Linked DNA regions of Homo sapiens: region 1 is linked to region 2. A link is an interaction called in ENCODE POLR2A ChIA-PET data of the cell type or tissue named here. Cell type or tissue: GM12878. All regions are shown on one strand. Each heading gives the region's core, and the rest is flanking DNA. Links, peaks and the distances in the headings are about the cores only. Region 1 has its middle 2.7 kb from the start of COX6A1. Region 2 overlaps LOC105370029 (a long non-coding RNA gene).

The links. ChIA-PET counts read pairs that join two places held together with the same protein. Peaks named below come from ENCODE experiments on the same cell type or tissue, not always from the same donor. Only the 100,000 strongest peaks of a DNase experiment are listed, where the experiment ranks them.
Region 1: POLR2A ChIA-PET joins it to region 2 with 5 read pairs; 6 of 35 experiments call an interaction of 5 or more read pairs at or near these places.

The regions. Positions count from the first base shown.
Region 1 is chr12:120,433,198-120,437,584 of GRCh38, reverse strand. No RefSeq gene overlaps it. Among named protein-coding and RNA genes, the nearest start is that of COX6A1, 2.7 kb to the left of the region's middle. RefSeq lists a silencer at 3,893-4,093. In GM12878, for the core only: no CTCF peak of the experiment used is centred there; no DNase peak of the experiment used is centred there.
Region 2 is chr12:120,675,756-120,680,142 of GRCh38, reverse strand. It overlaps LOC105370029 (a long non-coding RNA gene), which reads left to right. Exons shown (of 3, transcript XR_945449.3): 3 at 3,749-3,967. It also overlaps a transcript of CABP1 not described here. Among named protein-coding and RNA genes, the nearest start is that of MLEC, 9.2 kb to the left of the region's middle. In GM12878, for the core only: no CTCF peak of the experiment used is centred there; DNase peaks (open chromatin) are centred at 1,414, 1,772 and 2,182; H3K27ac peaks cover 2,810 bases.

The DNA of each region.
Region 1 (4,387 bases), core at 177-4,176, 240 kb after region 2:
GGGAATGGTGTAATTTGGAATCATACCTGGCACATACCAGATACTTGATATAAATTTGCTGAATGAATGGATGAATGAATGAATAGCAACAGAAAGTATAAAGAGCACTGAAATTGGTGCCAGCAGACCTGGATCCTAATCCTGACTCAACAGTCTCATCTTTTTTTTTTTTTTTTTTTTTTTTTTTTTTGAGACGGAGTTTGACTCTTGTTGCTTAGGCTGGAGTGCAGCGGTGCAATCTTGGCTCACTGCAACCTCTGCATCCCAGGTTCAAGCAGTTCTACTGCCTCAGCCTCCTGAATAGCTGGGATTACAGGCACGCACCACCATGCCTGGCTAATTTTTTTTTTTGTACTTTGGTAGAGACAGGGTTTCACCATATTGGCCAGGATGGTCTCCATCTCCTGACCTTGTGATCCGCCTTCCTCGGCCTCCCAAAGTGCTGGGATTACAGGCGTGAGCCACTGTGCCCGGCCTTTTTTTTTTTTTTTTTTTTTTTTTTCAATAGGCCCCTTTGAGAATGTAATGAGGACCAGCGTGGTGGCTCATGGCTGTAATCCCAACACTTTGAGAGGCCGAGGCGGACAGATTGCTTGAGCTTGAGAGTTTGAGACCAGCCTGGGCAACAAAGCTTTTTTCTTTATTAGAAAAAAAAAGAATCTAATGAAAGCTTTGAACCCTTTCCTCTAAAGACACACCTATGTGTAAACACACAGTATAGCACACATTGTTGGGAGAATAGGTGACCATAAAATATATTTGGAAACCCTCTAAGCATCTTTATGCCTCAGATCAAGAGCTCCTGGGGGCTGCATGTAGTGGCTCATGCCTGTAATCCTAGCACTTTGGGAGTCCGAGGTGAGTGGATCACCTGAGTTCAGGAGTTCGAGACCAGCCTGACCAACATAGTGAAACCCCATCTCTACTAAAAATACAAAATGAGCCGGGCATGGTGGTACATGCCTGTAATCCCAGCTACTTGGGAGGCTGAGGCAGGAGAATCGCTTGAACCCAGGAGGCAGAGGTTGCAGTGAGCTGAGATTGCACCATTGCACTCCAATCTGGGCAACAAGAGTTGAACTCCCATCTCAAAACAAAACAAAAAAAAGGCCGGCACTGTGGCTCACGCCTGTAATCCCAGCACTTTGGGAGGCGGAGACAGGTGGGTCACTTGAGGTCAGGAGTTCGAGACCAGCCTGGCCAACATGGTGAAACGCCGTCTCCACTAAAAATACAAAAATTATTCGGCGTCGTGGCGCAAGCCTGTAGTCCCAGCTACATGGGAGGCTGAAGCAAGAGAATCTCTTGAACCTAGGAGGTGGAGTTTGCAGTGAACTGAGATCATGCCACTGCACTCCAGCCTGGGCGACACAGCGAGACTCTGGTCTCAAAACAACAACAGCAACAAAAAAGTCCGGGTAGGAGAACAAACAGGGACTCTAGTGTGAGAAGGCTGGGCTCACATCTTGTTCCCTTACAGCCTGTGTGGCCTTGGGCAGGTTAGCTGAAACCGATGCCTTAAGGTCATGCAGTTTCATGAAGACAAAACCTTAGGATCATATTACTAGAGCTTTACTACCTGATTTAGCATGAAATCTTTCTCGAGTAGCCTAAGTTTTTATACTTCAGGGTGCAATCAAGATCATCAAATCTGTCAAACACGTCCTCAAACACAGCCAAAGGGTATATGAGGCCCCACACTGGGGCCATACAAAGGGTCTAAGCTAGCCGGGCTTGCTTGTAGTCCTAGCTACTTGAGAGGCTGAGGCCAGAGGATCCGTTAAGCCCAGGAGTTCAAGTCCAGCTTGGGCAACATAGCAAGACACCATCTCTAAAAAAAAAAGAAAAAGAAAGTGTTCAAGACAGGGATCAGGAACTCCTGGGTTCAAATCTCTGGTTTGCCACCAGCTATGCTTCCTCTTCTCTACAATAGGAATGTAATAATGTAATATGCATTTATTCATTCCTTTGTATAACAAATTTTTTTTTTGAGATGGAGTCTTGCTCTGTCACCCAAGCTGGAGTGTGGTGGCACAATCTTGGCTCACTGCAACCTCCACCTCCTGGGTTCAAGCAATTCTCCTGCCTCAGCCTCCCGAGTAGCTGGGATTACAGGCGTGCGCCACCACACGCGGCTAATTTGTGAATTTTTTAGTAGAGATGGGGCTTCACCACGTTGGCCAGGCTGGTCTCAAACTCCTGACCTCAAGTGATTCACCTGCCTCGGCCTCCCAAAGTGCTGGGATTACAAGCATGAGCCACTGCACCTAACAAGCATCCTGAGTAGTTAGGACTACAAGTGCACACCACCTCATCCAGCTAATTTTTTTTTTTTTAGAGACGGGGTCTTACTATGTTGCTCAGGCTGATCTCAAACTCCTGAGTTTAAGCGATCCTCCCACCTCAGCCTCTCAAAGTTCTGGAATTACAGGTGTCGGCCACTGTTCCTGACCCAGAGCCAGAATTTAAATCTAGAAGTCTGGCCCCAAAGCCTCCATGTTTAACCACTCTGAGATACTGCACTCTTAGCACAGTGCCTGGCACAAAATGAGTGCTCAATAATTGTTAACTGTTAGAATTGTCTTGATCTAGTCCAGGTGCGATGGCTCATGCCTGTAATCCCAGCACTTTGGGAGGCCGAGGCAGGTGGATCACCTGAGGTCAGGAGTTCGAGACCAGCCTGGCCAATATGGTGAAACCCTGTCTCTACTAAAAATACAAAAATTAGCCGGGCGTGATGGTGGGCACCTGTAATCCCAGCTACTTGGAAGGCTGAGGCAGGAGAATCGCTTGAACCTGGGAGGTGGAGGTTGCAGTGAGCAGAGATCGTGCCATTGCACTCCAGCCTGGGTGACAAGAGTGAAACTCTGTCTCAAAAAAAAAAAAAACAAGGAATTATCTTGATCTGTTGAAACAAAACTACTTCAAGTTGGAACTAGTCTTAAATTTTTTGACCATAAAAGAAAAAAAAACAAAGAATTGTCTTGATCGAGGTGGTACAGGGTCAATAGAAGAGGATCAAAATGGCATTTGGCTTTGGAGGGGCAGTCAGTCTGCCCTCCTGTAGGATATGACATCTAAGTCACCTACCCTCAAATAAATGAGTGAGTCAGAGACAAGTTTGGGCTGGGATGGAAAGAGTTTTCCAGAAAGATATCTTTCCAAAAGATACCACCAGAGAGGCTGGGTGCAGTGGCTCATGACTGTAATCCCAGCACTTCGGGAGGCCAAGGCAGGCGGATCACCTGAGGTCAGGAGTTTCAGACCAGCCTGGCCAACATGACAAAACCCCGTCTCTACTAAAAATACAAAAATTAGCTGGGTGTGCTGACACACACCTGTAATCCCAGCTACTTGGGAAGCTGAGGCATGAGAATCGCTTGAACCCAGGAGGCAGAGCTTGCAGTGAGACATGATTGCACTACTGCACTCCAGCCTGGGCAACAGAGGAGACTCTGTCAAAAAAAAAAAAAAAAAAAAAAAGGCCAGGCGCTGTGACTCACACCTGTAATCCCAGCACTTTGGGAGGCTGAGGCGGGTGGATCACCTGAGGTCAGGAGTTCTAGACCAGCCTGGCCAACATGGTAAAACCCCGTCTCTACTAAAAATACAAAAAAAAAAAAAAATTAGCCAGACGTGGTGGCAGACATCTGTAATCCCAACTGCTTGGGAGGCTGAGGCAGGAGAATCTCTTGACCTGGGAGGCAGAGGTTGCAGTGAGCCAAGATCACGCCATTGCACTCCAGCCTGGACGACAAGAGTGAAACACCGTCTTAAAAAAAAATTAGCCAGGTGTGGTGGCGGGCACCTATAATCCCAGCTACCTGGGAGGCTGAAGCACAAGAATCACTTGAACCTGGGAGGTGGAGGTTGCAGTGAGCCAAGATCCAGCCTGGGCGACAGAGCCAGACTCCGTCTCAAAAAAAAAAAAAAAGATTTCTGACTGAAGTGCACCTAGAGGTTTGCATAGAAGGCATAGAAGGCTGGGTGTCAGGGTTGGTTTCCTTGCAGTGGGAGGGGGCGGTCCAGCTGGGGTAGGCTGAATAGCGTAGCTGTGCAGGTTAGAACACTGGATTTAGACCTTGAGCCACCCAGGTTTGAGCCTTGGCCCTAGCCCTTCCTGCTAGGAAGACCTAGAGCAATCTGCTTTACTCTGAGCCTTTCTTTCTTCATTCATAAATGGGGCTAATAACTGGATCTTCCAGAGATGTTGTGAGCTTAAATGTGTCAATGTAGGTAGAAAGCCTGACACGTGGGGGCGGGTGTGCACAGTGATAGCTATTACTTATTTCTGTGTTCCTACCCCCACCTCTCAACCTTCTGCCGAGCTAGATTGTCAGCTTTAGAGGGCAGACCCCCAGTATCATCTATCTCTGTGACCCCATAG
Region 2 (4,387 bases), core at 324-4,323:
GGAGTGCAGTGGTGTGATTTCTGCTCACTGCAGCCTCTGCCTCCCGGATTCAAGCAATTCTCCTGCCCCAGCCTCCTTGAGTAGCTGGGATTACAGGTATGTGCCACCACATCTGGCTAATTTTTGTACTTCTAGTAGAGATGGGGTTTCACCATGTTGGCCAGGCTGGTCTCAAACTCCAGACCTCAAGTGATCCGCCCACCTCAGTCTCCCCAAGTATTGGGATTTCAGGCATGAGCTACCATGCTGGCCAGAAGAGACTTTTTTAAAGATAAAATTTGCCATAATTTCTTTTTTCTTTTTTTTTCTTGCTTTGAGACAGAGTTTCGCTCTTGTTGCCCAGGCTGGAGTGCAATGGCGCGATCTCAACTCACCGCAACCTCCACCTCCCGGGTTCAAGTGATTCTCCTGCCTCAGCGTCCCTAGTAGCTGGGATTACAGGCATGCGCCACCATGCCCAGGTAATTTTGTATTTTTAGTAGAGACGGGGTTTCTCCATGTTGGTCTTACTGGTCTTGAACTCCCGACCTCAGGTGATCCGCCCACCTCGGCTTCTCAAAGTGCTGAGATTACAGGCATGAGCCACTGCGCCCAGCCCAAAATTCACCAAAATTTCATCCAAAACTGATATAAGGCATATAAACCCAGGTCCTGACAGAGCAGCTTCTCAATAATCATTGGTTCCTACTTATCCGATGCTCTTAATGACCTCAAAACGTTGGAAAACTAGGTCATGTTCCCTTTTTTGCAGATGAGAAGCTAAAGCTCAGAGAGTTGAGGGATTTGTCCAAAGTCACACAATGAACAGCCAGAATCCAATGTTTTGGCATCTAATATACTTCTTTTCCTTTGAGCCTGGCTATGTAGCAAACATAGTTTGGTGCAAATCACAGCTCTGCCATTAGTCACTGTGTGACTTTGGGTAAATGAATTCACCTCTTTGATCCTTAGTTTCTTCATTTGTGGGATGGAGAGAATAATTGTGCCCACCTTGTAGGACTGTTAAAAATAAGAAAACATATTTTAAATAAACAAAAAATTAAAGTTGGTTTTTTTTTTTTTTTTTTTTGGAGATGGTGTCTCACTCTGTCACCCAGGCTGGAGTGCAGTGGCGTGATCTCATCTCACTGCAACCTTGGCCTCCTCAGTTCAAGTGATTCTCCTGTCTCAGCCTCCCAAGTAGCTGCGACTACAGGCATACACCACCACGCCTGGCTACTTTTTGTATTTTAGTAGAGACAAGGTTTCACCATGTTGGCCAGGCTGGTCTCGAACCCCTGACCTCAAGTGATCTGCCCCCCCCTCAGCATCCCAAAGTACTGGGATTACAGGCATGTGTCACCACGCCCGTCCAGGATGTGGTTTTTAAAATTAGCATTGTGGGACCATTGAGCACGTAGCTAAGTGATCAGTAAATCATAGTCGTGGGTGTTTGGGGCATAGAGACCTGGATTTAAAGCCTAGCTCCACTTCTTAGAGCTGTGTGGCCCTTGGAAAGTCGTTTCTCCTCTCTGGGCCTCAGTTGTCTCACTTGTACAATGGATATAATTAGAAGACCTACCATGTGGGGCTGTTAGGAGCCATTCACAGCGTGCCTGGCCCATAGAAGTCCTCAGTGCACAGAAGCTATTAATTATGTATGAAGAAATAATTATAACAGGTACCGCTGGCAATCTGATAAATAGAAAAGACCTTGATGAAGTGCTGAGGCTAAGGAGTGGGAAATACCCTTCTCCCCAAGGGAGAAAAAACCAAAGGGAACCAGAGTTCAAAAGGGGAAGGTGCAGCAGCTGTGTTTGAGCCCCGAGAGGCAATTTCACCTTGACCCATAAAACTGAAAAGGGTTGTGTCTTCCTGTCCAGATAAGGATCAGAAGAACAAAGCGTACTATTAATTAAGTCCTGCCTATTTTTAAGTTTATGGGATATTTTTCCCCCTTAAAGATAAACTCACAACAAAAGTTCAAAAGGCAAACACAAGGCAGGGGTGGGAGCCAGTCCTGCCAGCCCTGAAACTCTGAGGTGGGTGGTTTGGTCCCAAGACCAAGTTTGCTCACCTTGGGCCTCTGGGAGTTAGACCACAGAGGGACCAGAGCCATCCAGAGAGGTGGGGAGCCAGCCCACCGTGTCTGCTGGTCCTGGCCCCCAGGGTGCAACTCGAACTGAGAAACCTGGCCGGGTCCCCAACTTCGCAGGAGGGAGAATGGACTTGGTGTGTCTTCATGTCCCCCAAGAGGATATGAGTCACAGCGAAGAAGCCAGCCAGGCCCAGTGTGCTCATTGTCTAGGCAGAGAACAGAAAAAACAAGTGCCTTCCCTTCTGGGTGGCCTTGGACAAATCATTTCCCTTCTGCACCTTGGTTTCCTCATCTGTGAATGAGATGGTGATAACTTTCAGCCTCCTAGAGTTGCAATGAGTACGATAGAAAGCAACTTCAGCTGGGCGCTGTGGCTCACGCCTATAATTCCAACACTTCAGGAGGCTGAGGCAGGTGGATCGCTTGAGCCCAGGAGTTCAATACTAGCCTGGGCAACATCGTGAGACACCCCCCACTCCCATCTCTACAAAAAATAAAAACAATAGCTGAGCATTGTGGCGCATGCCAGTAGTCCCAACTACTTGGGAGGCTGAGGTGGGAGGATCACTTGAGCCCAGGAGGCAGAGGCTTCAGTGAGCCAAGATCGTACCACTGTACTCCAGCCTGGGCAACAGAGTGAGACTCTGTCTCAAAAAAAAAAAAAAAAAAAAAAAAGAAGGCTGGGCATAGTGGCTCATGCCTGTAATCCCAGCACTTTAGGAGGCCAAGGCAGGCAGATCACTTGAGGTCAGGAGTTCAAGACCAGCCTGGTCAACATGGTGAAACTTTGTCTCTACCAAAAATACGAAAATTAGCCAGGCATGGTGGCAGGCGCCTGTGGTCCCAGCTACTTGGGAGGCTGAGGCAGGAGAGTCGCTTGAGCCCGGGAGGCGGAGGTTGCAGTGAGCTGAGATCATGCCACTGCACTCCAGCCTGGGCAACAGAGTGAGACTCTATCTCAGGAAAAAAAAAAAAAAAAAACCACAAACTTCAAGAGAATGCCTTACAGACTTACAGAGTCTCACTATGTTGCCCAGGCTGCACTCAAACTCCTGGCCTTAACTGATCCCAAGTAGCTAGGATTACAGACGTGTACCACTGCACTCGGCTTGTTAGCTGCCTATATCATCATCTCCCAGACTTTTTACATTGTGTTAAGGACACAATTGTTGAGTCAGGAATGCCAGGAGGGTCTTTACTATCCACTGTCAGTGTAAGCTTGGCAAGTCACATTCCTTCTCTGAACCTAAGTTTCCTCACCTGGAAATGAGGTGTAAAGACAGAGTGAGATGGTGAATAAAAAGGACTAAAGTACACATACTCAGAAATAAATAAAGCTGACCGGGTGCGGTGGCTGATGCCTGTAATCCCAACACTTTGGGAGGCTGAGGCAGGCGGATCACCTGAAGTCGGGAGTTCAAGGCCAGCCTGACCAACATGGAGAGACCCCATCTTTACTAAAAATACAAAATTAGCCGGGTGTGGTGGCGCATGCCTGTAATCCCAGCTACTCAGGAGGCTGAGGCAAGAGAATCGCTTCAACCCGGGAGGCGGAGGTTGTGATGAGCCGAGATCACATCATCATGCTCCAGCCTGGGCAACAAGAGCAAAACTCTGTCTCAAAAAAAAAAAGAAGAAGAAGAAAGAAAGCAGCTGTTTTATTCTTTTCAGTTTCTTTCCTAGATCCAGACACATTGGGGAGGTAACGAGTCCTATAGCCACACCTGCACGTTGGATTATAAATGGCCAGGTTACTTGTCAGCTGCCCCTCCAGACAAGAGCATTCTGCCATGATGGGAAGGTAGTCTATCCACACCACATGTGCCTATTGAACAGGTGATATGTGACTGGTATGTCTGGGGAACTAATTCTTTGTTTAATTTTAATTCATTTAAATAGTCACATATGGCTAGTGGCTACCATATTGGACAGCAGAGTCTAGACTATTATCTCCATGAGACTAGGAATCAAGGCTGTTTTTTATTTTTTGAGATGGAGTCTCCCTCTCATCATGCAGGCTGGAGTGCAGTGGTTCGATCTCAGTTCACTGCAACCTCCACCTCCCAGGTTCAAGCGATTCCCCTGCCTCAGCCTCCCAAGTAGCTGGAATTACAGGTGCCCACCACCACGCCCAGCTAAATTTTGTATTTTTAGTAGAGATGGGGTTTCGTCATTTTGGCCAGGCTGGTCTCGAACTCCTGACCTCAGGTGATCAGCCTGCCTTGGTCTCCCAAAGTGCCGGGATTACAGGTGTGAGCCACTGTGCCTGCCTGATACAATAAATCATTGCTAAGTGCCTACTAGACACTG